Regions from separate parts of the Homo sapiens genome. Here region 2 is linked to region 1. Evidence: read pairs that join two places in POLR2A ChIA-PET (ENCODE). Cell type or tissue: Panc1. All regions are shown on one strand. Each heading gives the region's core, and the rest is flanking DNA. Links, peaks and the distances in the headings are about the cores only. Region 1 has its middle 92 kb from the start of PIP4K2A. Region 2 overlaps ARMC3 (armadillo repeat containing 3).

Region 1 (16,844 bases), core at 4,650-9,649:
AAAATATTTTATATGTAAGGACAATATCTATCTACTTATCTGTCTATCTCTCTATCTCTCTATCTATCTATCTATCCATGTATCTATCCATCCATCCTACCTATCTAACTATCTATTGGTCACCTGTAATTCTACAGAGACATAATTAAGTGCTGAGTAATTAAGAAAGGAGAAAAATGGAAGGATAAGACAGTATGTGCCCAGGAGGAATCTATGATATACGTAGCTGGCAAGATGTGCCTATTCGGTCGTGCCCATTTTAAATTAGCATTCTCTGTAGTTTTCTTCTTAGAAATCATCTCTCCCTAACACACACACACGTGTGCGCACATGCACATATGCACACCACATTGATTTTTATTCTTCTTTTTCAAAGTTCACAGCTGTTCTATTCCACAGATGAGAGGATATTGGAGAAATGCTATAGAAGAAACAACAAAATGTTAGTACTTCTGGTTTTTTGGGCAATGTGTTGATTTCGAGAATGGTCCCAAGGTGTTCATGACTGCCTGTGTTCACTCTGGGCTGGCCATGTGACTTGTTTTGGCCAATAGGGATGGTAGCAAACATGATGCAGTGGACGGTGGAAAAATAATTAATGCACACCTGGGACATTGGTAACTCCCATCTTTCCCTCTTTGTTCTTTATTTTCTATCTTCATAGAAAACAGCAACTTTTACATTTGCAGTAAAAACAATGGCAGTTTACTCTCCCTTCCATTTGGTGGTGTGTTGGTAAATGTTTAACCTTTAGTTCTTTGAGAAATTAAAAAGCCCTACACAGAGATACTTCATCTTTACAAAAAATTAGCTGGCCATGGTGGCAAGCACCTGTAGCCTCAGCTACTTGGGAGGCTGAGGCAGGAGGATTGCTTGAGCGCAGAAGTTTGAGGCTGCAGCGAACTATGATTGCACCACTGCACTCCACCCTGGGGGACAGAGCAAGACTCAGTCTCTAAAATGAAAAAAGGGCGGGGGGTGGGGAACCACTGATGTGTAGCTTTTGCTGATTTCTGTGGTGTAAATACTCCCACTGTGGTTAATTTCAAGCTACCAGTATCATGTCACTTCATATGGAGATGGGAAGTCATCATTGTGTAGTATTTCCGCTGAACAGGCAGAATAAATGTAAATAACTATGACAGCATAGGTAGTAGTTAAAAGTAGGAAAATAACCAGGAAATGATGAATTTTGAATATTTATTACCTTTGCTATTAATATGATTTATTTAATTGTACATTTATGCAATTTAGTTTTTTTTTTTTTTTTTTTTTTTTTTTTTTTTGAGACAGTGTCTCACTTTGTTGCCAAGGCTGGAGTGCAGTGACACAATCTTGGCTCACTGCAACCTTCACCTCTTAGGTTCAAGAAATTGTCCAGCCTCTGTCTCCTGAGTAGCTAGGACCACAGGTGTGTGCCACCATGCCCAGCTAATTTTTGTGTTTTCTGGTAGAGACAGATTTGGCCGTGTTGGCCAGGCTGCTCTTGAACTACTGAGCTTAAAGCAAGCCACTCACCTTGGCCTCCCAAAGTGCTGAGATTACAGGCATGAGCCACTGTGCCTGGCTCAATTTAATTTTTAATAATGGTGGCTTAATAGCTAGTTCTCCAAATTCTGCTACATTTAACCATGGGTTTGATATGGTTTGGCTGTGTCCCCACCCAAATCTCATCTTGAACTGTAGCTCCATAATTCCTATATGTTGTGGGAGGGACCTGGTGGGAGATAATTCAGTCATGGTGGTGGTTTCCCCCATACTGTCCACATGATAGTGAATAAGTCTACGAAATCTGATGGTTTTATCAGGGGTTTCTGCTTTTGTGTTTTCCTCATTCTCTCTTTGCTTGCTGCCATCCATGTAAGATGAGTCTTGCTCCTTCTTGCCTTCTGCCATGATTATGAGGCTTCCCCAGCCATGTGGAACTGTAAGTCCAATTAAACCTCTCTTTTGTAAATTGCCCAGTCTCGGGTATGTCTTTATCAGCAGCATGAAAATGGACTAATACACGGTTCTCACAAGTCAGTGTGAATTGGCTCCAGCACCTTCTGTATCTCATCTTACCATAGCCACATTGATGTCTACAAAAAGGAGAGCCTGGGGCTCCAGAAGTCACTCTATCAGGGAACCAGGGTGACATGGGGAGGCTCACTGGTGGGGTGGGGGAGGACTCTGGATCAGCCAGAATCACTGTTGTGTTTTCACTGAAGGGTTTTCTGCCACATTTAGATTGTGTATCTTCAGATTCATAGGAAAGGCTGATTATAGGGTGTATAGAAACCAGCTTAAAGCAACACCCTTGTTTCTTGTGACTTAACTCTTTCCCTTTCAAACTCCTATTTGATACTCCTCTCTAAAATGATCCTCATCCCTAAATACTGCCCACTCAGTTGTTCTGTTTTCTAATATTTCTTTCTTTAAATCAGGAGTGGGAGAACACTGGCCCTCAGGTTCTTTCTCGACTATTTTTGGCATGAAGTCCCCAAGGATAATTTCTTCACTTCTACTCTAGTTGTGCAAATGTTTCATTGTTTGGTAGCAACAAATTAAAACCCCATAGTTTGGGGCTGTTATGCTTTACGTTCCTGGCTTATCTGAGCTTATCTTTCTCTCTTTTCCCTGTCTTTGTTTGGGTTTCTCTGTATCTCTTTCACCACCTGGTCTTCCCCATAATTTGTCCTTTTCTATCTTCTTCTCTCTGGGTCTTTTAAATAGTCCGTAATATAGAATGAATGCCTACATTTTGATTATTTGTGTTTAAAAAAAAATTAGAGATAGGGTCTCGCTCTGTCACTCAGGCTTGCATGCAGTGGCATGATTCCAGCTCCTGTAACCTCGAACTCTTGGCCTCAAGTGAGCCTCCTGCCTTGGCCTCCCAAAGCACTGAGATTATAGGCATGAGCTGCCAAACCCAGACTATTGGTTGTTTTTATGAAATCAAATATACTATCCCTCTCTTTCTCTCTTTCTCTCTCTCTCTCTTTTCTTTTTTTTGGACAGAATCTCACTCTGTCACCCAGGCTGGAGTGCAGCGGTGTAATTACAGCTTACTGCAGACTTAACCTCCCCAGGCTCAGGTGATCCTCCCACTTCAGCCTCCTGAGTAGCTGGAACTGCAGGTGTGTGCCACCACGTCTGACTAATTTTTGTATTTTTTGTAGAGATGGGATCTTTCCATGTTGCCCAGGTTGGTCTTAACTGCTGGGCTCAAGCAATCTGCCTACCTCAGCCTCCCGAAGTGCTGGGATTACAGGTGTGAGCCACTTTGCCCGGCCTGTATTCTTTTATTAATTTAAATACTATGTGAATGGTATATGTTCTGTTTCAAATTTTAAAACATGAATCTTATTTATGAGTTCCTTGATAGATTTTCCAAGGGGTGTCAATTGCTTTTGAGACAGAACAATAATTTTTCTACATTCACCCTGAACACTTTACTATATTCAGCCCAAGAGAATACTACCCACTGATGAACTAATAGAAGAAGCAGAAAACCAAATTAACAGAAAAATGCTTTAGGGAGCTGGGACAGAGTAGTATCATAATGTGCTATCAATATAACTTCAAGCCATTTTACCAAAAATTGAAAAAAAAAAAACACTGGAGACATTGTAATACCCAAAATTCTATACAGCACTACAGTGTGAACCAGCCAGTAACATTTAATCTAAATTCTTCAATAGCTCTGCCCTGGACCTGTGTGCTGTTCTTTAACTAAATAGCAAAATAGGTGGCTCAAGTGGTAAGATGCACGACCCATCTGTGTTTGAGTCAGGGAGAGCAGTTCCCAGCTGGATGGCTCTAGAAGTGTGAGAATGGCAGAGAGCATGATCTACTCACAGATGCTATACTAACAGCCAAAGAGGGGCCTGTTGTTTAGAGAAAGAAGCTATTTTTAAAGTTTAACACAACTGGAAAATTTTGACTCTGCAAGATCAGGAAGTCATATTTCATTTTGATGAGACCCTAGCAGAATTCTCTGTGCACACTCAGAATTATGTTTTAGAAACTAGAAATATCCACAAGGGAAGCTATCAAATTATAAATATCTTATAAACTAATGCCTAAGGATAATAGTAAAGTTGCTTGAATCAACGGAGATAAATCTTGGGGCTAGAAAGCAGGGTTTGTTTTTTGTTGTTGCTGTTGTTGTTGTTTTTTGAGATGGAGTTTTGCCCTTCTTGCCTTTTTGCCCAGGCTGGAGTGCAGTGGCACAATCTTGGCTCACTGCAACCTCCACCTCCCAGGTTCAAGCAATTTTCCTGCCTCAGCTTCCCGAGTAGTTGGTATTACAGGTGCCCACCACCACGGCCGGCTAATTTTTTGGATTTTTAGTAGAGATGGGGTTTCACCATGTTGGCTAGGCTGGTCTCAAACTCCTGACTTCAGGTGATCCTCCTGCCTCAGCCTCCCAAAGTGCTGGGATTACAGGCGTGAGACACCACACCCAGCCGGGCTTGTTCTCTTTAGGATCTCACAAAGTGCCTAACACTGTGGGTGCACAGTCAAGATTTCGTTGAGGGCTAACTCAGCCTTACTTTGCATGTACAACAATTATAAGAACGATAATCTCTCCAACAATATATAGATGTTAGATGTTGGAGGCTGCAACATCTACCTTCTTCAACCTCTGATGGATGCACTCAATGCAGACCTATCTTATGGGGATCAACAGGCACATTTCGTAAAATGGCCAGATCAACAAATCTTCTCTCCCGCTTTTTTAAATCTCCAGTGCAGGAAAAATGTTAGGGATACGTAATTCCAACTAGGGGCCAAAGTAGGGCTCCTGGCCCACCAATTTTTTTTTTAATATTTCCAGTCCCTAGAGTACCCTTGGGGGAGGAGTACCAAGTAGGTCTTACTGCACATTGTCACACTCAGGGCACAGGAAGCAGCAAAGAACATGGTTTCTTCTAGTCTATCAGGAAATGAAGAATTTGGGCAAAACCGATTGGGCAAAACAGATGTAGAAACACTACATCATGTGTGAAAGGCAGTCAAATGGATGTCAAGCTCTTCAATATCCCTCCCCAAAACTCTTTGATGGGGTGTAGGTAGTTGCCATTTCTTCTATGAGCCAAGTTGAAATTATAAGTAGGAAGCATGAATGTTTCTCCTCATAATAAAATAGACAAGCATGGTTTTAATTTTAGATCAAGGAGATTCAAGTTAGAGCTAAGCAACACTCTTCTTTCAGTAAGAATTATTCACAATGAAAACAGTTCTCAATGAAATGCTCAAGATGTGGCTTACAAGTGAATGCCTAATTAAAGTCAGACTTCCATATTGTTCATGCATGCACTATAAGAAACAAAAAGTGGGGCATACAGCCAAAAATAGGAGATTCTGGACACAGAAAACATAGACAAATGTGCTACAGTAACTCAACAAGATTGACAATAAATATTCCACAACTGATCATAAATGATTTGTTTTCAGAACAAATTAATGAAAGATTGAGTTGAAATTTTTGTTTATAAAAGAAATCAGAAATGTATGGGAAGATTAAGCTTCTATTTGTCACCCTGCAGGAATGTTCTATTTGGCTCCAGGGCTTTATTTAAGAATGAAGTTTTACTCTTCTATGTAGGAATGCTCAGGCTTGGAACCAAAATCTATCTGCAGAGCCACTGATCTCAAAACACAGATTATCCTCTCTCTTACCTCTCGCATGACTTAAGTTCCCATTCTTGAGCTATCTATTTCTCCTTCTCTGATGAAAACTTTTCAAATCTCACCCGTTAGAGGAAGTTGCTTTTCCTTTTGCCAAATGATCCAAATAATGTGTGGTTCAAGGTGATTGTTCTTCCAATCCTCCAGGTGCCTAATCTTGTAGGGCACACAACCTTTTTCCACGGGGCTTTATTCTGAGGAAGATTCTTTTGTGAATCAAGATACAGCTGCTATAACTTGAGAAAGTGTAATAAGACCCCTTGGGTGAGCCATTACTTTTGAGTGAAGAAGGTAGTACTGAAGATGAAATGCAGTGAGTTCACCGGCATCTGCGTCTGCTGCTGCCTGGCTCATCTAGGGTCCTAGGATTGCTACTTGACCACAATTCAGAAGATACCAAGAAGAACTCAAAGAAATGTATCATTCAGTTAATTTTCACATTAGCTTACCAGCTTCCAAATAATATAAACAAGGTGGATGGTGTAATTAAAGTGTCAACAAGATTTTAGAAAATGTATAGTTCATGGCACTGTGCTAGGAAAACATTACTCGTGTAGGTCTGTGGGTAAATATTTTACTAATATTTACCTAATAGTAAAGTTGTTATGCCCACTTTAGCTCCCTATTGATTTGGAAGACAGAGGATATTTTAGATGAAATGTATAAACAAAGGCAAATCTTGATTTGGATTCCTTTTTTTTTTCTTTTTCGAGACAGGGTCTCACTTTGTCATCCACAGTAGTGTGCAGTGGCGTGATCATAGTTCACTGCAGCCTTGACTTTCTGGGCTCAAGTGATCCTCCCACCTCAGCCTCCTAAGTAGCTGGTACTACAGGTACATGCCACCACTCCTGGCTAATTTTTTTTTTCTTATTTTTTTGTAAAGACAGGGTCTTATTGTGTTGTCCAGGCTGGTCTCTAACTAAAAGGCTCAAGCAATCTGCTTGCCTTGGCTTCCCTAAGGGCTGAGGCTACCATGCCCGACTTTGATTCAGATTGTTAGTGAATATCAGAAGGTTCATACAACCTTTATCATTCAGCATCATGCATTGTAGACATATACTTTTAAACAATCAAAAATAAGAAACCTGGAAAATAGAATTTTCTTGAAAAACATCTCCAGTAGTGCGAGGGACACATATTTTGTGATCACCGTCTGCTAAGGTGTATTTGCAGGTCTTCCTTTTCCCTCTTGCAATTGCTCCCTGTGTTTCCTTGTGAAGCTGTGTTACGTGAGCCCAAGCAGAGATTCCGCCTAGGTATTCTATTAGCTTTTACAGTAACCAGTGTGTAGAAAACACAAATGACGGAAGTCATTGCTTTTAAAGCCCTTCTCACAAATGAATTTCCTTTGGAGACGCAATATCCCAGGAGCATAATAGATTTTCCTCTCCCTTCTTCCATTTGAACAGACACGTTCACAGCTAACTAATCAGTTGCAATTCTAATCTATATTTCTGATTTGTTTACATGCATCATGCAGGCTGGCAATCTTTTGAATTTAAATGTGACTTAAAGTAAAATAAAATAAACCACAAGTAAATGACACAGAATTGCTAACAGTAGGAACTTTGTTTACATTCCACATTCTGAAAATATTTTGTTCAGCTGGCTAGGGAAACCACATGGTGGAGACAGACTGGGTGAGGATTTGGTTTACTGCCTGGCTGGAATCAGGATGGAAAAAGGGATGGCATGTGATATGGCTGTCTGTCACCTCAAATCCAGAGAAAGAACACATTCTCAGCACACATGTGATCTGTGCTTTAACAGAAGAGCTCTAATAATCCTAGCCAGATCATCACGTGCGCCTGGCACTGGGCCAGAACAATATGCCAGTCTATTGGAGTATTCAGATAATAACCGTCTCTTCATTTCTGCAGTCATCAGCAGGTGCTGCTTCGTACATGACTCTCTTGGAGTCTGTTTGTTCTGCAAGTCCTTTGTTCCTGCCTACTTTCTGAAATTATCCTCTAATACAGTCCTATTTCTCCCTTCCCACCTACATTTGAAGGTTTATTGAGAGGCTTTCGTATTCTTGTTGGTCTCGCTGCCTTTCCCAGATGATGACTCCAGCTCAATTAAATGAAACTTAGCAATAGCTGAGGAATGGTCACTAAAGGGACAAGATGCATTGAAAACACACAGATGCCCTTTAACGTGGGCTCTGTCCTCCAGAGCAGAACATTGCAGTGAATGCACCTGTACCAGGGTGCATCCTGGTACAATTACTTGGTGTAAGAAATGAGAAAGAAGGCAGGAATGGAGATGAAGACAGAATTTAGAAGGGAAGAATGAGATTTTAGCAGGCCAGTTCTAATAGCAGATGCTCCTAAGATGCAACTCAGAAAATTAGTTATTTCATTATCCCTTTGTTAGGAATATATTGCCCACATGAAGAGAACCAAAGGAAAAAAAAATTTTTAGAGATGTAAGGACACTGTTCACATTGTTGTTGTCTTTTTTTTCTTTGAAAAAACAAGTCTCCTTAAGCACATGTGTACCTTGGGATCTCATCAAGGAACTCATCCTGCTTAGGGATTTCAGGAGCTCCAACAGAGAGTGCTTGGAGTACTTAGAAGAGGGGTCAAGGCATGGGAAGAGCAGAAGTCTCCTCTCCCAGCCTTTGATGTGTCCATCTGGAAAGGAAAGAATGTCTAGTAGCCACTGTGAGAAGCAGAAGAACTGAAACTGTTCCAGATTCTATAGGCATGTCTCCAATTCTCTGCCCTCCGGGGAAATTAAAGGCAGCCCCTGCTGCCTCGGCACCTTCCCTTGCCTCTGTCTTCCCTTTCCCCGCCCTGGCCCAAGCTCACCTTGACCAGCTCCAATCTCTGTTCTCTGAGTCTGGTGACAGGTCTTGAAAAGCACTGCCCTGCTTGGATGTTCTTTGGCCACACTCGGAGGAGTCTTGCTGTCCATTTTCAGGGGAGTGGTGTCCCATCCTCCAGCCTGGGCCTGCTTTCTGCTTGGTGTTCTTTAGTCCCAAGCTTCACAGACCTACTCCTCCATGCGCCCTCAGCCTTTCCTTCCAAACTTGCAGGCTTTGGAGAGAGCCTTTCAACTATGAGAGCCTCTCATAGTTATCAAAGAGCAACACATCAAGCTCTAGAATGAGAAAAGAGAAAACAAATGGAATTCTGGAAAAATTCTCCAGTAAATTTATAAATGCTTAGAGAAAAACCTTTCCCCCTATGACACAGACTTGTTCATGAAACAGAAGAATAATTTAGTTAATACTTTTAGTTCTCAATGAAAGAGGATATTTGGAACACACACATGCATACACACACACACACAGAGATCAAACTTTAATCAAAAGCAATAAAAAGCAGACTTAACACTGTAGAAAACTCTACCATGTGTAGATAACTAGCTTAAGGAAATGATTTAGATTGTGAAGGAATTTTTTTTTTTTTTTTTACTTCATTGAGTTCTAAGTCATTTACAATTGTCCATTTTACGTATACAGTTGGATGAGTTTTGGTCAACGCACACAGTTGTGCAACTATAATCACAAGAAGGTTTCCAACAGTTTTATCACTCTCAGACCTTCCTTTGAGCCCCTCTGCAGTAAGTCTCTACCCCCACTTCAGTCCTTAGCCCAAGGAAACTAGTAATCTGCTTTCCGTCACTGTAGTTTTGCTTTTATAGAAGTGTTTATCAATGAAGTCATACAATATATACTCTTTTGTGTCTGGTTTCTTTCACTTAGCAGAAGTGTTTTTGCGATTCATTCATGTTGTTCATTTTAGTAGTTCATTTCTTTTTATTGCTGGGTCCCTTGTATGGATACATCACATTTTGTTTATTCATAGGTAAGCATTTGGGCTGTTTCCATTTTGGAGGTTATTATGAATAACGCTACTGTGAGCATTCACATGAAAGTCTTTACGTGAACATATGTTTCCATTTCTTTTGGGTAGGTATCCAGGGATGAAAATGTCGGTACATTGGTATGTTGGTACATGCATATGGTAAATGCATATTTAAACTTTAAAGAAACTGTCAAACTGTTTTTCCAAAGATTTGCAGCATTTTGCATTCTTACCATCAATAGATGAGGGTTCCAGTCACACCACATCCTCATGTACCCTTGGTGTTATCTTAATTTTAGCCATTTTAATGGATGCATTTTGTTGTCTAATTTTAGATTTAATCTGTATTTCTCTACTGATTGATGATATTAAATAAACATCTTTCTGTGTGCTTCTTGGCCATTCATTTATTTTTATTTCGTAAATGTGTAGTCAAAACTTTTTTTGCCCATTTTTTCCATTTGGATTATTTGTATTCTTCTTCTTGAGTTTTAAGAGTTCTTTTTATATTCGGGGTACAAATCTTTTGTCATATCTATGTTTATTTTATATTCATATATAAATACAGATTTCCAATCCATGGCTTGTCTCTTCTTTTTTTCTTTTCTATTTTTGAGACAGGGTCTTGCTCTGTCACTCAGGCTGGAGTGCACCCTCAGCTCACTGTGGTGCCATCTCAGCTTACTGCAATGTCTGCCTCCTGGGTTCAAGTGATTCTCGTGCCTCAGCCTCCCAAGTAGCTGGGATTACAAGCATGTGTCACCATGCCCAGCTAATTTTTGTAGTTTTAGTAGAGACGGGGTTTCACTATCTTGACCAGGCTGGTCTCAAACTCCTGGCCTCAAGTGATCTGGCCGCCTTGGCCTCCCAAAATGAAGTCTTTTCATTTTTTAATGGTATTTTTCAAGAAGCAAACATTATTAACTTTGATGGAGTTCAATTTAACAGGTTTTTTTCCTTTATAGTTTGTGCTTTTTATCCCCCATCTAAAAAATCTTTGCCCTAACCCAAAGCCACAAGAATATTTTCCTGTGTTTTCTTCTGAAGTAAATATTTTTTATTTATTTATTTACATTAAAAAGAGTATTTATTGAGTACTTACTATATGCCAGGCTTGGAGCACTTCATATATATTATTTCAATAAATCTTCATAACAATCCTAGGAGGTAGGCTGTTTTGGTATTTTGTTTGTTTTATATTGTTTTTATACGTAATTACCTGCTCTACTGTTCTCTTTTAAAATTTCAATAGTTTGGGGAGAACAGGTGGTGTTTGGTGCATGGAAAAGTTCTTTAGTGGTGATTTCTGAGGTTTAGGTGCATCCATCACCCAAGCAGTGCACATTGTACCTAATGTGTAGTCTTTTATCCCTCACCCCACTCCCATCCTTCTTGCCCTCACTCCAGGCCCCAAAGCCCATTATATCATTCTTATGCCTTTGTGTCCTTATTGCTTAGCTCCCTCTTATAAGCGAGAACGTAAAATGTTTGGTTTTTCATTCCTGAGTTACTTCACTTAGAATAATAGTCTCCAACTCCAATCAGCTTTCTGCGAATGCCACTATTTTGTTCCTTTTTATGGCTGAGTAGTATTCCATGGTATCATAGATAATACATTATCTTTATTCACTGTTGGCTGATGGGCATTTAGGCTGGTCTCATAGTTTTGCAATTGTGAATTGTGCCGCTATAAGCATGAGTGTGCAGTTTCTTTTTCTTTTTCTTTTTTTTTTGACGAGATGAAGTCTTGCTCTGTCACCCAGTTGGGAGTGCAATGGTGCAATTTCAACTCACTGCAACCTCCACCTCCTGGGTTCAAGCCATTCTCCTGCCTCAGACTCCCAAGTAGTTGGGATTACAGGCGTGTGCCACCATGTGTGGCTAATTTTTTGTATTTTTAGTAGAGATTGGGTTTCACCATGTTGGCCAGGCTGGTCTTGAACACCTGACCTCAAGTAATCTGCCCACCTCAGCCTCCCAAAGTGCTGGGATTACAGGTGTGAGCCACCACACTCGGCAAGTTTCTTTTTCATATAATGACTTCTTTTCCTCTGGGTCGATACCCAGTAGTGGCATTGTTGGATGAAATAGTAGTTCTACTTTTAGTTCTTCAAGGAACCTCTATACTGTTTTCCATAGTGGTTGTACTAGTTTACGTTCTTACCAGCAGTGTAAAAGTGTTCTCTTTTCACCACCTCGCTGCCAACATCTGTTATTTCTTGATTTTTTAAAATTATGGCTATTCTTGCAGGAGTAAGGTGATATCTCATTGTGATTTTGATTTGCATTTCCCTGATAATTAGTGATGTTGAGCATTTTTTCATGTGTTTGTTGGCCATTTGTATATCTTCTTTTGAGAATTGTCTATTCATGTCCTTAGCCACCTTTTTGATGTGATTATTTGTTTTTTTTCTTGCTGATTTGTTTGAGTTCCCTGTAGATTCTGGGTATTAGTCCTTTGTCAGATGCATAGTTTGCAAATATTTTCTCCCACTCTGTGGGTTGTCTGTTTACTCTGCTGATTATTTCTTTTGCTGTGCAGAAGCTTTTTAGTTTAATTAGGTCCCATCTATTTATTTTTGTTTTCGTTGCATTCTGAAGCAAATATTTTTAATAAAGAGACAGATTTAAAAAATAGATTATGGAGTGCTGCCAATCTGTAAACTATTGTTATTAAAAAAGTAAATAGACCAAATAATCAGAAATGATAAATGAAAGTGAGCAGGGAAACAAATCTTTTATAAATCTAAAAACATTTAAAATTTAGATCTAAAATCCAAGAACAAAGGCTTGAGGTGGGTAATCATAAGCAGGGCAGAGATAAGGAATAGAAAAAGAGAAAATATACCACATGTTACAAAGAATGAAAAAATGAAGTACCTATTTGTCTTAATACATTTTGTATTGCTATAACAATACCTGAGACTGGGTAATTTATAAAGAATAAAAAAGCTTTTTAGCTCATGATTCTGGTGACTGCAAAGTTCGAGACTGCACATCTATATCTGGTAAGGGCCTCTGGCTGTTTCCACTCATAGTGGACAGTGGAAAGGAAGCTGGAGTGGGCAAAGACATCCTATGGCAAGAGAGTGAGCAAGAGAGTTAGACTGAGGAAGCCAGACTCATTAACGATCTGCTTTCATGGGAACCAATCCACTCCTGTGAGAATTCACCCCAGCAGGAGGGCATTAGTGGGCATTGATCTATTATTGAGGGATAAGTCCCCTCCCGGCATGACTCAAACACCTCCCAGCACTGCCACATTGAGGATCAAATTTCAACATGAGTTTTGGTAGGGACAAACCAAACCACAGCAGTGTTGTAGTTAAACGTTTAAATTTATAAAGGATCTTAATCTCTCTAACTCCACAGCCTTTGAATTGAGGATGGCTCCTCCACTTTTGTCTCATGTACCTGCTGGCTCAGGAAATGAAGGACTAGGATGCCTTCCTGGCCCTGCCAGGCTGGGTGGTAAGCCAGATTTTGCCCTGCTTTTCCACATGTTTTCCTCTTCCAGACTTTGAGACATCTGGCTCCTGGATCCCAGCCTGGGCCCCTGCTTTCTCTCTCCAGGTGCTCCTATTCTCTCTTCTCAGCATTTCAACGCTAAACCAGCACTTAGTGGACTCTGGCCTAGGAAATCTCGGCCCCAGCCTGGCCACGTGGCTGACACTCAGTCTATCATTCCATGAAGTAGGAGAAGGGAAGGCTTAGGAAGATATTACCACCACGAGAACTAAAGCCAGCTTAGCTTGAGATGTCTCCTCCCCAACAGTGGAATGTGAGATACTGAAGCAACATCTAGAGAACTTGGCAGAAAAAAAAAGAGAATTTAGTAATCTAGTAGAAGTTAATTTAAAAAATGTCAAATATGCTTATTTCTGGAATATAGATGATCCCAGTGTGATTTCTACAAAAGTTGCTTTAAAATGTGCTCCAAATACTAAGATAAATCAGAGAACAATTGAATTAATGGAGATTATATAGATGAAGAGGATTGGGAGTAGACTTTAAAACCATCCAAGGCGGGCATGGCGGCTCATGCCTGTAATCCCAGCACTTTGGGAGGCTGAGGTGGGTGGATCATCTGAGGTCAGGAGTTCAAGACCAGCCTGGCCAACATGGTCAAACCCTGTCTCTACTAAAAATACAAAAATTAGGTGGGCGTAGTGGCAGGTGCCTGTAATCCCAGCTACTTGGGAGGCTGAGGCAGGAGAATTGCTTGAACCCGGGAGATAGAGGCTGAGTGAGCTGACATCATGCCACTGCACTCCAGCCTGGGCAACAGAGTGAGACTCTGTCTCAAAAACAAACAAACAATAAATAATAAAAATAAAACCATCTGAAGATGGAGATATGTTGAAAGATATTAACTGATGAATAGACAGTGCTATTCTTGAAAAGTTAAAAATATTGTTAGCAGATAAATTATGAAACTATGAGTGTCTTGAAAAAAATATTCAGGAAGTGACTGAATCCACAAAGATGGTCTGAGTGCTTATTACAGGCAAAGGCCTGAGCTAAGAGTGGTTAGGAAGACAAAGACATAGAAAAGCTGAGGCCCTGTCCTTGGAGAGGTTATGATGTACACAGTTGGATATTGAAGGCTTACCGTCTTAGCGATGCTTAGGCAAAAGCAGGCGAGCAACTGGCCAGTAGGCTCTGTGCTGTCCCAGAGCCCATCTTAGGGACTAAACTAGAGCATAGGAAGTTTGAATAAAGTGGGTCAAATTCTAGGGTAGATAACATTTGGAAAGCTATAGAGAATCTGTATCTATCTATGGCAAGAAGGAGAAAAGGGTCTGGCAGGTAGGAAGTCAGGTGGAAACAACTACATCCCAGGAGTTGGCTCAGGTAGGCATCTGGAACCCAGGAGGCTGATGGCTTTCCAATCACTTCACAATCCAGCAAGACACAGAGATGGCCCTTCTCATCTCTTAGTGGGCGTTATTCTTTCTAAGGGCAGGTTTCCTGTCTGCAGCCCTGGTGCTGCTTCTTGGGCATGCTCTGGGACATGGTGGCAGCTGGCTGAAGACTAAGGAAACTCACTGCCAAAGGAGCTCACTGATCAGTCACACCGTTTAGATGTTTTTTTTTTTTTTGAGACACGGTCTCACTCTGTTGCCCAGGCTGAATGAGGTGCAGTGGCGCAGTCACAGCTCATTGCAGCCCTGAACTCCTGGGTTCAAGTGATTCCCCCACCTCAGCCTCCTGAGTAGCTGGGACTACAGGCATGTGCCACCATGCTTTTCTGAATTTGTCTTATTTTTGTAGAGATAGGGTCTCACTATGTTGCGCAAGCTGGTCTCAAACTCCTGGCCTCAAGCGATCCTCCCGCCTCAGCCTCTTAAACTGTTAGGATTACAGGCGTGAGCCACTGCATCTGGCCAATGTCAGCTTTTGAAATGTGTGTTGTGTACCTGCCATGTCTGTGAATAAGATGCTTCACGGTCTTTGTTGGGAATAACCTCTGGTTGAGTGACAGATATAGACACATCAGCAGATGATTTCCATACAACAAGGCCAATGGTAACTGCAAGAGCTGAAGTCTTCACAGTACCTCGAACACATAAAGAGGGACACTCAGCCTAAGTGCCAGGGCCTGTCAGGGAAGGGTTGCTGGAGAAATAATACTTGAGGGATTATAAGAATTTGCCATCTGTAGGTAAGGGAAAGAAGAGGACATTCAAAGGAGAGAGAGGTGGGTTTTCTATGCATAGGGAAACACTTGAGAAAAAGAGCAGGGTGTAAAGTGTGCTGGGAGCTACGTGGAGCTCCGTAATGCTAGAGCTTAGGACAGTGTGGAGCAAGGTATGATGAAAGACATCCCCATGGGCAGGGTCCTGAAGAGATCTCCAGCCCATCCATAGTGAGCATGGACCATATCTTATGGTGAGCCACTGAAGGATTATAAGTAAGAGAATGATGTTGCCATTTTAACTCACTCTGGTGGAGAAGAGAACCTGATGAGAGGCAGGGAGATTGGCTGGAAAACAAACTCTTCACACTCAGTGAAAGGTAATAAGCTTGGATCAAAGTCAATGGTAGTAGAGAAGAGAAATGAACAGATTGGAGAAATATTTAGGTGGTAAAATCTGTGGTGGGTGAGGGAAAGTGAAATACCTAGGATTTCTCCCAGCTCCCTGGCTGGACTCCTTTGTGTAATTAACATGTAATGTGGGAGTGTGAGCAGGTATGGGTCAGGGATAGGAGAGCTGGGAATACAGGGAGATTTGTATCTCTTAAAAATAATAACTGCTGGCAGGGTGCAGTGGTTCATGCCTATAATCCCAGCACTTTGGGAGGCCGAGGCAGGAGGATCACTTGAGCCCAGGAGTTTGAGATCAGCCTAGGCAACATAGCAAGACCTTGTTTGTAAAAAAATAAAAATTAAAAAAATTTTTAAAAACCTTTTATTATTATAGAAGCAGTATGGGTAGATTGTAGAATGTAAGAAAATGCAGAGAAACCAAATATAAGATAATGAAGAGACCTGTGACCCATTGATTATAACTATTACATTCTTAGCGTTTATCCTTCCAAATCTCTTTTCCTAGGAGATCATACTGCATGTGTTGGCCTGTTAGTTACTTCTTTAAGTGAGCAGTCTCCAACTTTTCCTGTCCGTAAGTTTTCTTCTCACCTTTCTCCTAAAAAATTCCTTTATTCCTGCCTTGTCCAGGTAAGGTTCTAACCCAGGACCACGAAATGCCCCTGTTATATATCATAGACACTATTTCATACAGCAGAGTCTTTTTCTTCATGATATTGTCTTATTGAAGAGACAGTGTGTATCTGAGCATCTACCATGGCCAGATGAACTGCAGAATGTCTCACCTTCTTGGGTCTATTTGGAACTGCCTAGAGGAGGTGTCATTTAGTTTGTTCCTCTATCCTGGAGGAAGATTTTTCCATAGGCACTAGTGAAAAGCAAACAAGTAATAAGCATAGAAAATGACAAGTCTAAATGAAGTATGAAGACAGCAAATGCAATAAAATTTCAGAAAAAGGGAAATAATATTAGAGCAGGCCCTTAAGTAGCAGGATAGAATGTGGATCGTTAACCAGGTAGAGATCAATTCCAATGAGATAGAACAATGAATAAAGGCTCAGATAAAAGAGAATATAGAACTGTGATCTAATGACTCAGATTAATTCTTTTTATTCAGAGAATGCTGGTACTGCTTGCCAAAATTACTGAGTGATAGAAGTAGTTGCTATACTTGTGATTGCTGCTCTATGCAATGGAAAAATTATTGCAAAGAGCATTTTAAAAGGATATCTTGTTTTAGATTATACCACTGAAGAATACTGATTTTCCATCAATTTTACCATCTGAAAGAGTTAAAA
Region 2 (16,844 bases), core at 2,955-7,954, 140 kb after region 1:
ACCTAATATTCCAACAAAAAGTGATTGTCCAACTGAGTAAAAAAGCAAGACTCAACTCTCACCTGTCTATAAGAATCCTCCTTTACATATAAAGGTACACATAAAAGTAAAAACATGAAAAAAGATATATACCATGCAAACACTAATCATAAGAAATCTGCAGCACCTATGTTAATACCAAATGAAATACATTACAATTGCAGGACAAAGAATATTGCCTGAGAAAAAGATGGACATTTTATGATACAAAGGTTTATTTTTTAATGGTCCTAAGTGTTATGCACCTAATAACACAAGTTTAAGATACATGATGGCAAAAAAGGCTATGCGATAGCATAAGAAACAATGAAATACTTAGACACTAGTTTAACAAAATAAAATCAATACCTATATGCTGAAAACTATAAAACATTTCTGAGACAAATTAACTAAGACCTAAATAACTGAAGAGATAAAAGTACTATGTTGGATACAGATACATTGCTGGCAGGAATGCCAATGGTAGAACTACTTTGGAAAAATAAATTGTATTTTTTTCTTTTTTTGAGACAGGGTCTCACTCTTTTGCCCAGGCTGGAATGCAGTGGTATGACTGTAGCTCACTGCAGCCTTGAACTCCCTGGTCAAGCGATCCTCCCACCTCAGCCTCCCAAGTAGCTAGGACTACAGGTGCATGCCACCACACCTGGCTAATTTTTTCACTTTTTGTAGAGACAGGGTCTCACTATGTTGCCCAGGCTGGTCTTGAATTCTCGGCCTCAAGTGATTCTCCTGCCTCAGCCTCCCAAAGTGCTGGGATTACAGGCATGAGCTACAGTGACCCAAAATTATATTTTCTTATAAAGTTAAACATGCACTTGCCAGACAAGCCAGAAATTTTACTTCTGGGCATTTGCTCAAGAGAAATGAAAACATTTGTCCATAACAAGACTTGTATAAAATGTGCATGGCAACTTTCATACATAATGGTTCCAACTTGAAACAACCCAGAGGTCTATCAACAGTTGAATGGATAAACAAATCGTGATATACAATGGGATACTACTCAGCAGTAAAAAGAAAGGTAAAAACAAATGAGATCCATGAAACATGGATCTCAAAAATATTCTGCCACATGAAAGAAGCGTACACAAAGGGTCCCTATGTAGTAATTTCATTACTACTAAATTATAGGACAGGCGAAACTGATCTGCAGTGGAAGAAAGGAGATCAGTGGTTGTCTGGGACCAGTCATAGGAGGGGAATCAACTGCAATGAGGCAGGAGAGAATGTTGTGGGGCATGGAAACTTTCACATATTGCTTGGAATGGTTGGTTATACAGATGTGTATGTTTCTTAAAATTCTATACAGATGTATACATTCCTCAAAACTCATCAAACTTACACTGAAAATTACTGCATTGTATTACATCTAAATTGGCCCTCTGTAAGCTGGATTCAAAAGAAGTAAAGGAAGAATTTAGTTGACAGGGAGGAGTTGACTACTCATGAGACAGAAGAGATTATTAATAATATAAAGTAAGATGAGAATGTGTCCATTCTGTGAGAATAGGAGATTGAGTTATCTAATGTGCTATTCTTAGCGTCTGGCACTTAATAGGGATTCAATAAATGTTTATTAAATAAATGAATTAATGAAGGTGAATGAGTTAAAAAGCCAAAGCACCTATTAGGGATTGGCCTTGGATATTTTCTCTGATGTAATAGAACATGTGCAGATATAGGTAGATTTGAATCTGCAAGTTGGAAGTTGATGGAGTTTCCATCTGGTAACTTTATTTTTTCTGAAAATTTTGCTGGGTGAGGAGGAAAGAAAGGGGGAAGTAAGAGTGTTAAATGTTCAAGGATAGTAGAAATGTTTGAAATAATTTTGTTCTTTTGAGAAGGAAAAATCAAGTTTACAAAAGAAATGTAGAAACCTGGTTTGCAGTGAGGCCCTCTCAATTGCTGGTCATGAATTTATAATGATACTAATTTTCTTCTAGTTTAACATTCTTTGAGAATGGTTGGACACTTGGGTATAAATGCAAAGAAGAAAATACTAGTGTTCACTTGTGGTTTGGGTTTGAGAAGATTCATCTGATGAAAAGACAGAGAGACAAGGAGGTTTATGCTTTAGCAGAAGTGTTATTCAGATAATAGAACATGCAATCTAAGCAACTTAAGAGGGGAATAAGGGAGAAAGCTGATAAAGGGAGAGAAAACAGAGGGAGTAAATGGACTGGGGATCCAAATGCAATTGAAGAATCTCTGTAGTGGGAGTAGTTGAAAAAGTCAAGTTGTATCTTTCACCACTTGCTGGTTGGCTACCAAGAACCCCTCAGAGCCTGAACACTGTGGGTGCGGCAGGAAACCCATCTATGGGCAGATAGAGAAAAATTAATGTATTCTCAAGCATAATAGCAGAAGACAAAGCTGAATGATAGATGGATGCTACTGAGTCAGAATTAGTAAAAGAGACAGGAGAGAACTTTCAAAAGTAATGAGAACACTTCTCTTCTGCCTAGGATATAGTGGTAGCAGGCAGCAGCAGGCATTTCTCCAGCTACAATAACTATGAAAAGCAGATGGATTTAAAACTATGATTGAAGAGCTTTGGAAAGGCAAATTAAAAAGACTGATAATACCAAGTGTTGGTGAGGATGTAGAGCAAGTGGAACTCTCATTCATAACTGGTGGGAATGTAAATTGATAAAAACCACTTTGGAAAACTGTTCGACAGTACCTACAAAAGGGAAATATATGTCTACCCCATGACTCATCAATGCCATTCCTAGATAAATACCCAAGAGAAATGTATGTATCCACAAAAAGACATGTAAAAGAATATTCATTGTGACCTATGATTTCCTTAAACTGGAAAGAAAAGAACCCAAACTGGTATATTTATATACTGGAATACATTATATAGCCATAAGAAATATGACTTAGCTATATAAGCAAAAATGTGAAAGAACTGCAACAGGTATTGCACTGAGCTAAAGAAACCAAATATGAAAGAGTGAATGTTGTATGATTCCTTATATGAAGTTCAAAAATGGAAAATTAAGTGATTATTTTAAAAGTCAGAATAATGGTTATCTCTCATGGGGGCAGGGTGGCTTAGGAAAGGAGTGTGAGGAAACCTTCAAAGATACTAGAAATGTTCTATACCTTAGTTGGAGAGCTCTGAATTAATATTCTGGAAGATCAAGTGGAAGAAATACCTAATAACACAAACAGAGTCAATTTTGCTTTTTAATCCAATCTAACAGCCTTAGTTGGATTTATTTACCCTAGTGATGTTTATTTTGATCATTGACTTATTTGATTTTATTCCTATCATTTTATTTGAAGTTGTGGTTTTTCTTTGCTATGTTTTCATCTTGTAATTTCTTTTGTATTTTCTGTCCCTTTTCTGAGTTGAGCAATTTTCCTTTGTTTTCCCTTCTTTCTGGCAGTGTGGAACTTTGGTTACTTATTGGTAGCGTATCTATTAAATACACATTTTAACCTGCATTTTTTTCTATTAATTTACATTAATATGTAAAAATAAATAATAGCTGGGCAACATTCCTCTTTTTTTAAAACCAAAAATTTTCTTTACCTGTTTTGTTGAAAAAAAAAATCTGTTTTAATTCCAAGCCATTATTAGTTTTTTTTCCCTTATAAATCATCATCACTTCAGGAATCCTTTCTTAAGAATTGCATTGGCCAGGTGAGTTGGCTCATGCCTGTAATCCCAGCACTTTGGGAGGCTGAGGCAGGTGGATTCCCTGAGGTCAGGAGTTGAAGACCAGCCTGGACAAAATGGCAAAACCCCATCTCTACTAAAAATACAAAAATTAGCCAGGCATGGTGGTGGGCACCTGTAATCCCAGCTACTCAGGAGGCTGAGGCAGAGAGAATAGCTTGAACCCAGGAGGTGGAGGTTGCAGTGAGCCAAGATCGCGCCATTGCACTCCAGCCTGGGCGACAGAGTGAGACTCCATCTCAAAAAAAAAAAAAAAATTGTATTATGATTCACATCATCTGCAGCATTTAGTAAGCTAAACAGCAAAATACATTTTACTGTATTTTTTGATCCACCACAGTTGTTTTTATATTTTGGTCCTCCCAAGTTGTGGCTGGAGGTTTTGCCTGAGCAATTTGTTTAAGAGTGTATGGTTGATATACTTTTTGAGTTTGTGAACGCCTGAACATCTGAATGACAACCTAGCCAGACATAAAATTCCAGAGTCACAATCCTTTTCCCTTGGACCTTTGTTGATTATCTTCAATAAGCAGTCAGGAGAAGGAAAGGTATAGGTCATTTGCTGAGGTCTTTCTTCTTATTATTCAATATTATTTCTGCTTCCTGTTGTATATTTTCTATTTGGTCAAGCTAATATTTTATCCACCATAAACAAATACTCCCATTTTAAACCATCTTGTGTTATTTTCCCCATTTGCATATCCTCCCTTCTCATTGCCATCCATCCCATTTTATCTGTTCTTCAAATCATATCTGAAGTTCTACCACATCCATGGAGCTTTCTCTATTTACCCCAGTTTCAAATTAATTTCCCCACTCTCATCATAGTATTTATTGTTTCTGCCATATGTTTTGCACTTCATAAAATCCTAGAATTTTATATCTGGAAGAGATCATACTCCAGCTTCCTAACTTTTCAGATTAAAAAAAACCATGGTCAGTGAGCCACATGTGTCACTTGGGTGATGTGAGGTCCTCGGGCATTCTGGGGCTACCCTTTAATACCTAAAGAGGATGGTTCTCAAGCCCCAAACCCTAACTACATTCAGAAGTCCTCCCTTAAGATTTCTGTGGATTTCCAGGGCCTTCTGCTCTCATGATTAGTGTTGCAGCCAGCATCCCAGCCATTCCTCTTTGCTCAGCTAGAGGCCACCTTTTCTCATTGGATCATGTCTAGAATCACAAGTGCCACCAACCTGTTGTACACAACTGATTTTTTACTGAAGATTTGTCTTCTCTAAAAGGGTCTACGAGCTTTAAGAACAAACAAGACTTTTGTAACTTTTATAGCTTCTAGTATAGTGGGAGCCATAGAAAAACAGCAGCTTTACTTTGGGTGCTAGACAATGCCGTTCTAAAATTCAGCAGCCATTTCTCCTCCAAAAGGGAAATTTTATCCTGGCTGTGTCCTTTCAGGTCATTGTTTCTTGCTATCTTCTTTCTTCTTTACTCTTCCAAACTCACACAATCATGTTTCCTTGGAGTAATCAGAGTAATATATTTCTCCATTCTCTACCTAAAATGAAACAATCTTAAAAATATTCCATGACATAGTAAGATGTCTATATAGGAATGCCAACACAAAGAACCAGCTAAAGCTTTGAAATACAGTTTTTTTCCTTTATCCCAAGCAGAACTCCATCCTTCATTAGTCTCTGGAAATGGAAGAAAAATAGTGTAATAATTTGTTTTCTCCTTGACCACAGAAAGCCTCTATGTGCTATGAACAATAGTTCGTTTCAATTATGCATTTCAATAACACATGAATTCTCAGGAAACAGGTCTTCTTAGAGTCCTATACTTTTCTTTAGACTATATTATCATTTCCCCTGTTCCAGGTTTTATTCAATTTTACATTTTGTTATATGCTCTTTTCTACTGCTTTTTTTATTGTTTTACATATGTACTTCCTGCTTTTCTAGAGTCTAGTGGTTGGAAAGCAAGTATTGATTATTGAGATGGTCATGGAATAAAATATATACAGGTATTCAAGGATTGTGTATATTGAGTAAGCATTTATATCATTTGATAAACATCTGTCATGTGCCAGATGACGTGCTAAGTGCTTTACATACATGACCTCTACTCCTTTCCTTGTTTCTTTGAGATAGTACCTTTGAGATAGGTACTATTATCCTCATCAAACAGAAAAAGAAATTGACATTCTAGTAGCATAATTCATTTGATTCCACATGGCTAAATTGAGAAACTAGACCTGTCAGATTCCAAAACATTTGGCTCTTCCCACCATACCCCAGGCATTCCAATGCTGACAATTGTTTCTCTAGCGGTTGATGTATTTTTAATGAAAAACTTTGCAGTGCACTTATTGGGCAGTGACCACATCCTTTTTGCAAGATTACATTTTCTTTAAGTTTTAAGACCCATTCATTTTTAATGTGATTTTTAAAGCTCATATGTGAAACTGATAGTTTTCTTTCTGCCTTTCAGTTTGACCCATTAATGATTGAAAGCAAAAAAGCAGCAACTGTGGTGTTAATGCTTAATTCTCCAGAAGAGGAAATTTTGGCTAAAGCATGTGAAGCCATTTATAAATTTGCTTTAAAAGGTTTGGATTTTTTTCAGTTTATCTTTCTGTTTCATTAATTTCTTAAAATATTTACTACCTCTTGGGCACTTTTCTTCCTAGTCTTTAACTTACTTGCTGTCGGATGAATTATTTCAGACAACCAGGATATTATTTAATGCATTACCTAAGAGCAATCTCTCTTCCTGAGTTCCTAGCTTAATCTTAAGGAGTAATTTAGTCACTGGGTAGAACAGTCATTCTGAAAGTTTCATTGTAGTTTTAGAAATTGTAAATGTCACAGAAGCTAAAAGAACTCCCAATAGTCAAGGCTGGAACAATTAGAACAACAAAGTAAAGCAGTATTGGCTTATCATCCAAGTGGAAAATAAGTATCCATGAGTCCATACTGATATAAATAAAATGGGTGAATAAATGGAAGAGAAGAGACAAATCTCCTATGCAGAAGAATTCCTAATAGTTTATGTAGACACTCTTGACTTCAAGGAGGTGAAATGTAACTTCCGACTCTTTGAGTGGGAGAGGTACAGAGTGACTTATTTCCAAAGAGTACAATGTAGAAATGGGGAAAATAAGCTTACAATGGATAAACCTGACAAACACTACCGCAGCTAGGTGATCAAAATCAACACCACACATCTGGGCATGGTGGCTAATGCCTGTAATCTCAGCACTTCGGGAGGCCAAGGTGGGTGGATCACTTGAGCCCAGGAGTTTGAGACCAGCCTTGGCAATGTGGCAAAGCCCCATCTCTATATATAAAAATATATATATACAAAAACTAGCCATGTGTAGTGGTGCATGCTTTTAGTCCCAGCTACTCGGGAGGCTGAGGTGGGAGGATCACTTGAGCCCAGGAGTTCAAGACCAGCCTTGGCAACATGGCAAAACCCCACCCCTACAAAAAATAGAAACATTAGCCAGGTATGATGGCACATGTCTGTAGTCCCAGCTATTTGGGAGGCTGAGGTGGGAGGACTGCTTGACCCTGGGAGGCAGAGGTTGCAGTGAGCTGAGACTGTGCCACTGCACTCCAGCCTGGGCAGCAGAGAGAGACCCTGTCTCAAAAAACAAACCAACCAACCAAAAAAAAAAAACAGAAAACAAACCACCAACTGTGATAAGTCCTATCAATATTAGGTGCTCTTGATATGATGTGATGAAAATGACACTTTATTTCTGTGTTATTTTTCTTAAAAATCTATAACCCCAGTTTAATAATGATTTTTAAAATCAGACAAATCCCGGTTCAGGTACAAAATACCTAGCCAATGCTCCTCAAAACTGTCATGGCTATCTACAACAAGCAAGTTTGAGAAATTCACATAATGGAGGCATAATGAGTAATGACATAGGATCCTGGGACAGAAAGAAGATATTAGGTTAAAACTAAGGAAATCCGAATAACTAAGTACTTTTGTTAATAACAGTGTCTTCATATTAGTTCATTAACTGTAAAAAATGTACCATACTAATATCAAATGTTAATAATAGGGGAAACTGGGTCTGAGGTATGTGCAAAGTCTTTGTACTGTCTTTGTAACTTTTCTGTAAAACTAACATTGTTGTAAAACATAAAACATTTAAAAATTATAAATATTACACATCAGGTTCTACTGAAAGGTTTATTCATAGAGGATTTAAAAACATACAAGATGCCTATATTTTAGTCTTCATATTATTACAAATGATTAGACTTTTATTATGTTGCATGACATTTTAATTGAGAATATTAATTTAATTGAGAGTTTAGTGTAACTAAACTGGTTTTTTTTAATAAACCATTTCAAACTAAGATAGGGACAATTTTGTTTTAAATAAATGATACTTGACATATTGTGTTGGAAACTGAATGAGAGAACAACAAATCATTCAATTAGCAAAGGGTATAATACTCACCTTGCTTTGTCACTCAGGTCATCATTGGGAATCCAGATGTAAACCAGAGTGTTTCTGGAAGTTACTATATCTTTTTGAGTGGATGGTGTAGAATCCTGGGTCAAATTTCAGGGAGATATTGGATTGTGCATCTATGGCAGCATGAATCCCATTCAGTCTTACGGAGTCATTATACATCATCTGGCTGTCACGTGTATCTAATTATGTGTTATCTCTTTTTGCATGACATGAAGAAATAGGCATGTATTTCATATGAAATCAATACAGAAATAATTTTAAGTCTGATGTTTTATACTAGTAGTATTTTCTAAAATTAAAAAAAAAATGATAGGACTTTGGTTTCTGGCCATGACGGACCACTCTACTGCCTGTAACAATGAATGAAACAGACCCAATATGTGAAAGTAGAGTAGACTTACTCTATTGGTGGAAACAATGAAGAAAATAAACGAGATATATGAAATAACAGTTGACAAGACCATCAACATCAGACAATAAAGGGCAGTGACCACTGAGAGACGGGAAACAAGGGAAGTAAACCCTATGATTGCCTCAGATTTTTGACTTTAGAGAGCTTTTTGGCCATAGCACTGGAAAAGGTAACCTGGTGGATTCTCTGAGTTAAGAAGACAAACCTGAAAGTCCAGAGAAATAAAGGTATTCAGAGTTTTCAGGACAGAGCAAAGGAGAGGAATGAGTTTCACAGAAGGAGAACTCAGGAGCTCTGTAAAGGGTCTCATTCTTGTATTTAGAAGAGTAGTGAACAGCATGTACATGTGAGGGTAATAGTTGGAACAAGAGGCACCCAAAGGATTGGGGTAACAGTGCCTGGTGCTCACATACGGCTAGGAGTAATGCCTGTTTCCATCAGCCAGGCAGAAACTTCAGAATTCATGGAGCATTGTGTAGAATACACAGAGGAGTCTTGCCTCAGTATGAGAAATAATTAGTCCTAGATTGTGCACTGTTCTAGTACCACCTAGTAAATATTAAAAGCAAGACTTGAAAGGATCAAGTTGTTTCCAAGTAACTTAATTTGTCCCTGAAAAAAATCTTAAGAATACAGAAATATCCATTGCCCAAGAAGGTAAAATTCACAATATCTTGCATCCAATAAAAAAATTACCAGGCATGAAAAAAAGCAGAAAAAACGCATAATAAGATATATATCAATGAGTAAATCAAATTGACCTAGATGTTAGAATTAGCAGGAAAAGACATTAAAAGATTAATTACAACTGTATTCTATATGTTTAGAAAGTGAAAACATGGAAGCTATAAGACAGATCCAAATACAACTTCTAGAGATGAAAACTTCAATGTCTGAAATGAAAAACACATAGGCTTTGATTAATGCAGTTTGGACATTGCAGAAGAAAAGATTAATGAACTTAAATACATAGTAACACAACCTGTCCAAAATGAAGGACAGTGAAAAGAGATTTTAAAAAGATGAACAGAGATTCAATGAGGTATGAGAAAAATTCAAGTGTCCAATATATGTGTAATTGGAGTCTCTGAAAAAGGGAGACAGGGACAGAAAAAGCGTTTGAAGAAATAATGGCCAAACTTTCCCTAAATCTGATGAAAACTCTAAGTCCATGGATCCAAAAAAGTTTGTCAAAACCCAAGTGCAAAGAATATGAAATAAACCATGCCATAGTACATTATAATCAAATTGCTTAAAATCAGTGATAAAGAGAAAATCTTAAAAGAAGCCAGAATCAGTAAAAACATGTTACATTCAAATAAAGATAAGGATGACAGTAGATAATAACAAATTATAAATAAGGATGATTTATCATCAGAAGTTATGCAAGTGAGAAGTCTGTAGAGCAACAATCTTAAAAGAATAAAAGAAAAATAAAAACTTTCAACACAGAATTACATATCCAGAAAAAAGGTCTTTCAAAAACGTAGGTGAAATAATGTTTTTTTTCCAAATATAAAAAGCTAAAATAATTTATTTCCAGCAGATCTACACTATTACTTATAATAAAAAGAGGCCTTTTAGGCAGAAGGAAACTAACACTAGATGGAAACATGGATCTACAAAAAAGAATACAGAGTGCTAGAAATGGCAACATATATGTTTTGTTATTTGAATCACTTCAAAAGCAAATTTATTAAACAAAAATAATCATATATTGTGCAACTTGAAACATATGTATAAATAAAATATATGGCAACAACAGCCCCAACATAGAAAGGGAAAAAATGGAAGTATACTATTGTTAGGATCTCATATGTGAAGTGGCATAATACCACTTCAAAGTAGACTGTGTTAAGTTAAAGATGTATACTGCAACCCTAATGCAACCACTAAAATAACAAAATAAAGGATAATATTAAATAAGCCAATGAAAGAAATAAAATGGAATCAGTAATATTCACAGAATACATAGAAAAGAAGGCTGAATATGAAGAAAAAAGAAAACATGGAATAATGGGGCATGTAAAAAACGAGATGGTGGATTTAAATCTAACCATATCAAAAATCAAATTAAATATAAATGTCCTAAATACCTTGATTATCAGGGAGAAATTGGTATATTGGATAAAAAGCAAGAGTAAACCACATGCCACCTTCAAGAAGTGCATTTAGAATAGAAAGACAAAAATAACGCAAAAGGATGACAACAGATATGTCATGCTAGCATGAATCAAAAGAAAGCCCAAGCATTAGTAACAGAAATATTAATATTATAAAAGTAAACAGAGAAAAGAGTAGTACCAGAGATAAAGAAGGTCATTTTATAATGATAAAGGGATCAGTTAATCAAAAGACTGTGAAAAATCTTTTTTTTTTTTTTTTTGAGACAGAGTCTTGCTCTGTCACCCAGGCTGGAGTGCAGTGGCGCAATCTCGGCTCACTGCAAGCTCCGCCTCCCGGCTTCACGCCATTCTCCTGCCTCAGCCTCCCAAGTAGCTGGGACTACAGGCGCCCGCCACTACACCCAGCTAATTGTTTGTATTTTTAGTAGAGACAGGGTTTCACTGTGTTAGCCAGGATGGTCTCAATCTCCTGACCTCGTGATCCACCTGTCTCGGCCTCCCAAAGTGCTGGGATTACAGGCATGAGCCAGTGCGCCTGGCCGAAAAATCTTAAACAGTTATGTACCAAATATGAGATCTTCAAAATACACGAAGCTAATAATGCAAGGAGAAATAGATATCCACAATTAAAGCTGGAGATTTAAATACTCCTCTCAATAAATAAAAGAACAAGTGACAGAAAATATAAAAGGATATAAAGGATTTGACAATATCAATGAATTTAACCTAATTAATATTTATAGAACACTTTAAGAGCAGTAGAGTATACATTTTTTTTTCAAGTGGATACAGAACATTTATCCAAATAGATCATATTCTAGGCCATAAAATAAGCCTCAATAAATTTTAAGTGATTCCAATAACACAAAATGTATTTTCATACCACCATGGAATTAAATTAGAAATCAATAACGCAGAAAACTCTGGGTAATTGTTAAGTAGTTAGAAAATAAATAACATACTTTTAAATGACTCATGAATCAAAGAAGAAATCAAAACAAAAATCAGAATTGAAAATTAAAACACAGCAAAAGTGCCACTCAAAGTATTTAGAGAGAAGTTTATTGCACTAAATGCCTATACTGGAAAACAAGGAAAGTCTCAAACCAGTAATCTCAGCTTCTATCTTAAGAAACTAGAAAAAGAAGAACAAGGCTGGGCACAGTGGCTCACACCTGTAATCTCGGAACTTTGAGAGGCTGAGGTGGGCAGATCATGAGGTCAGGAGACTGAGACCATACTAGCCAACATGGTGAAACCCTGTCTCTACCAAAATACAGAAAATTAGGTGTGGTGGCATGCGTCTGTAGTCCCAGCTGCTTGGGAAGCTGAGGCAGGGGAATCTCTTGAACCAGGGAGGTGGAGGTTGCAGTGAACTGAGATCATGCCACTGCACTCCAGCCTGGCGACAGAGTGAGACTCCATCTCAAAACAAAAACAAAAAACAAACAAAAAACAAATTAAACCAAAAGTTAGTAATAATAAGGATATAATAGATATCTCAGTATAAATCAATGAAATAGAAAACAAAAAAATTGATGAGCCATAAAAATGAAAAGCTGCTTTTTGAGATCAATAAAAATGATAAACCTCGAGATGGATTGATAGACAAAATAAGAGAGAAGACAAATTATCCATATCAGGAGTGGGAGAAGGGACATCACTAGAGATCCTACAGATATTAACAGGATAAGAGGAATATTATGAATAAATTAATACCAATAAATTCTACAACTTAGATTAAGTGGACAATTTTATTTCAAGACATAAATTTCCAAGCTCACTAAAAAAAGACAGCTTGAATAGCTCTATATTACAAAAACTGAAATTTGTAGTTAAAAACTTTCTCACAAACAAAACTCCAGGTCCAGATGGTTTTACTGGTGAATTCTACCAAACCTTTAAGGAAGAAATAATACCAATTACACACAAATACTTTCAGAAAATTGAAAAGGATGGCATACTTCCCTATTCATTCTGTGAAGCCACCACTACTGTATAAAGGCCCAAACAGCAAAAGGCAAGAAAGAAAGAAATCTGCAAGTCAGTATGCCTTATTAACATAGATGTAAAAATTCTAAACAAAAGTTAGCAAATTAAATTCAACAATGTATAAAAAAAGCAAACACATCATGACTAAATGACTTATTCCCAGATTGCAAGGTTGATTTAATAACTGCAAATTAATCAAGGTATTTTACCGTGTGGGGTAGGTAGAAAAATAACCCCAAAATATCTACATCAGAATCCCTGGAAGCTATGAAAATAGTATGTTACATGACAAGGGATAAATAAGAATGCTGATAGAATTAAGGTTGCTAACCAACTGACTTTGAGATGAGGAGATTACCTTGGATTATCTAGGTTGGGCCAACACAATCACAAAGGCCCTTATTGGTGAAAAAAGAAGGCAAGAGAGTCAGAATTGGAGAAGACATGATGGTGGACACAGAGGTCAGAAGGGCGTGATTTCTGGCTTTGAAGACGAAAGGGGCTCACTAGCCAAGGAATGCTACCTGGAAAAGAAAAGGAAATGGATTCTGCCATTGGGTTTAGCTCCCAAGGAGCACAGATAGCCCTGCCAACATTTTGAATTTCACCTACTGAGATATATATCAGACTTCTGACTTCCAAACCATAAGATAATAAATTTGTGTTGTTAAACCACTAGATTTGTTATTACAGCAGCAATAAGAAAAAAATATATTTTTTTAAAAGAAAAAAGAAAAACCATATGATCATCTTAATACATGCAAAACAACCTTTTTGGCAAAATCTGACATCCACTCCTGATAAAATATGTCTGCAAAGTAGGAATAGATATAAACTTTCTCTCCCTAATAAAAGATATCTACAAAAAAAACCTATGGCTTACAACACACTTAATGGTAAAAAACTGAATGCTTTTCCCCTAAGATCAGGAGCAAGAGAAGGATGTCTGCTATCATCACCTTTATTCAACATTGTATGGGAGATTCTAGCCAATGCAATCAGGCAAGGAAAAGAAATAGAAGGCATCCAGAAAATTTGTAGTTAAAAACTTTCTCACAGATTAGAAAAAGGGATAGAACTATCTCTATTTGATTTATAGAAGATGACATAATCTGGCTCTGTTCACTCACCCTAATTATTTTGAGATTAATTCATATTGTAGCATTTCTTTTTATTGCTACCATTATATGGATTTACCACAGTTTGCCTGGGTCATATGGTAGGTGTACATCAACATTTTAAGAAACTGCCAAACCATTTTCCAAAGTGATTTGTACTGTTTTATATTCTCACCAGCAATTTATGAGGGTTCCAGTTTCTCTCTACACTAGCTGGCACTTGATGCTGTCCATCTTTTTGATTACAGCAATCCTTGTGGGTGTGAAGTGGTATCTCATTGCGGTTTTAATTTGCATTTCCCTAATGACTAATGATGGAGAGAAAAATGTACTTTATTGTCATTGTATATCCTCTTTGGTGATGTATCTGTTCAAATCATTTGTTCACATATATTTTAAAATTTGGTTGTTTTCTTATTCAGTTTTAGAAATTATATATTCTGGATATACATCCCTTACTTCTGTATCAGACATATATTTGCAGAATTTTTCTCACAATTTGTAGAATATCTTTTAAAAAAATTTTCTAGACTTTTTTTCTGTAAGCAATGTTATGTTTATAGAAAAATGAGGCCAGGCACAGTGTCTTGTGGAGCCTGTAATTCCAGCACTTTGGGAGGCTGAGGCAGGAGGATCACTTGAGCCCAGGAGTTTGAGACCAGCCTGGGAAACATAGTGAGACCCCATCTCTACAAAAAAATTCGAAAAAAAAAAAAATTAGCTAGGCATGTTGGTGGTTGCCTATAGTCCCAGCTACTCAGAAGACTGAGGTGAGAGAATCGCTTGAGCCGAGGAGGTCGAGACTGCAGAGAGCCATGATCACACCACTGCACCCCAGCCTGAGTGACAGAGCAAGACCCTGTCTCAAGAAAAAAAAAAAAAAGAAAAAAGAAAAGAAAAATGGGAAGTAGAGTTCCCATAAACACCCCTCCTCAATTTGTTTTCTCTATTATTACAGTTATCTTTTGCATTGTATTAGTCAGGATTCTCTAGAGAAAGAGAACCAATAGGACATATGTAGATATATATGAAAAGATTTGTAATGGGAATTGACTCACATGATTGTGGAGGCTGAGAAGTCCCACGACAATACCATGTGCAAGCTGGAGAATAAGGAGAGCCAGGGGTGTAATTCAGTCTGCGTCCTAAGGCCAGAGAACCAAAGCTGATGTAAAGTCCTAGAGTTCCAAGGCCTGAGAATAGGAGCTCTGATGTCCCAGGGCAAGAGAAGATGGAAGTCCCAGCTCAAAAAGAGAGAGGATTTTTCCTTTTTACACCCTCTGTTACTCAAGCCCTCAACAGATTGGATATTGCCCACTCACATTGGTGAGCTCACATCTTTACTCAGTTTAGAGATTCAAATGCTAATCTCTTCCAGGAACACCCTTGCAGACACACCCAGAAACGTTTTAGTAGCTATTTGTGCATCCCTTAGCTCAGTCGCTTTGGCACATAAAATTAATGTGATGACATCTATAGACAATTCTAACAAATCCACAAAAAAGGGCTAGAACTAATTAATTATGCAAGGAAGTATTTGTTGAGTGTCTGTTACATGACCGGCACTGTCCTAGGCACCCAAAGGTATGAGAAAATAGGGCAGAAAGGGCATCTGTCCTTATGGAGAGTTATCGTGGAGTAGGCAAGCAAAACACAGAGGTTGTTAAGTGATATGACAAAAATACAGCAGGATAAAGAGGGGTAAGACAGACTTGGATGTGGTGACAGAATTAGATAGGGTGATTGCGGGGGACTGCTCCAAGGAGGTGCAATGTGAGCTCAGAACTGAAGACAAGATGAAGCCAGCTTTGTAAACAGGGGAAGGGAGAGGAGGAAATGTCCGGGATGTGTGTCCTTGAAGTTTATTCTGAGGGAAATACGAACGGAAGCCAAGAGTAATGTGAAAGGCAAATGGCAAATAAGAAATTGGAATGGCACAAGGCAGAATGCTGATGAGATCGATAATATCCATGTGTGGTTTTGTTTTACGTGTGATGTCAGGTGAGGAAAATAAAACAACCCTCCTTGAACTTGGAGCTGTGGAACCTTTAACTAAGCTACTCACCCATGAAGACAAAATTGTAAGAAGAAATGCTACTATGATATTTGGAATCCTGGCTTCTAATAGTAAGTATCAACTTTTAAAAATAATCAAATAATCCCATGTTAATGCATTATCATTCTTTTAAATTTAACATTAAGGAATTTGTTTCAATTTTATTTAAACTGACTTTCATGTTCACAAAAACATTTTATCAGTATAATGCAGCAAATGTGTGATTTCACATTTTAAGGGATAATTTTAAAATAAGAAAACATGTGCAAGCACATCCATGCAAAAACTCCTCTCAGAATTGGTGATGTAGTCCTACAAGCTGAGAGAGCAATCATTTTCTCTTAAAATTATTTTTCTTGAGTTAGTGTAATGTAATTTGCCTGCCTATATGTATCTTACATTTCATGTATATTTCATAGTGAACAAAGCCTAAAGAGTTTTGATAAACTCTTTTTTTGAAACTGCAAACTATATTTTGCAAAAGATAAATTTAAATGTGCGTTTACCAAGGTAGGTGGATCACTTGAGGTCAGGAGTTCAAGACTAGCCTGGCCAAAATGGTGAAACCCCGTCTCTACTAAAAATACAAAAAGTAGCCAGGAATAGTGGCAGGTGCCTGTAATCCCACCTACTTGGGAGGCTGAGGCAGGAGAATCGCTTGAACTCGGGAGGTGGAGGTTGCAGTGAGCTGAGATTGCGCCACTGCACTCCAGCCTGGGTGACAGAGTGAGACTGTCTCAAAAGAATAAATTTTAGAAAGTGCACTTACTCCTTAAATCAGACCTATTACTTGCTTGGAATCATATATGTCATATTATTATATTAATATATAATATATATTGAATAATATTAATCATGTGTACATAATTAACATTAATATGTGATTAATATCAATATACAATTAATATCAATATATTAATATATTAGTATGATATATTAATA

Evidence for each region. Peaks named below come from ENCODE experiments on the same cell type or tissue, not always from the same donor. Only the 100,000 strongest peaks of a DNase experiment are listed, where the experiment ranks them.
Region 2: POLR2A ChIA-PET joins it to region 1 with 6 read pairs; 2 of 35 experiments call an interaction of 5 or more read pairs at or near these places.

Annotation. Positions count from the first base shown.
Region 1 is chr10:22,798,119-22,814,962 of GRCh38, forward strand. No RefSeq gene overlaps it. Among named protein-coding and RNA genes, the nearest start is that of PIP4K2A, 92 kb to the left of the region's middle. RefSeq lists enhancers at 12,358-12,948, 12,949-13,538. In Panc1, for the core only: no CTCF peak of the experiment used is centred there; a DNase peak (open chromatin) is centred at 7,283; H3K27me3 peaks cover 279 bases.
Region 2 is chr10:22,939,960-22,956,803 of GRCh38, forward strand. It overlaps ARMC3 (armadillo repeat containing 3), which reads left to right. Exons shown (of 19, transcript NM_173081.5): 3 at 6,185-6,302; 4 at 15,848-15,973. Among named protein-coding and RNA genes, the nearest start is that of ARMC3, 20 kb to the left of the region's middle. In Panc1, for the core only: no CTCF peak of the experiment used is centred there; no DNase peak of the experiment used is centred there.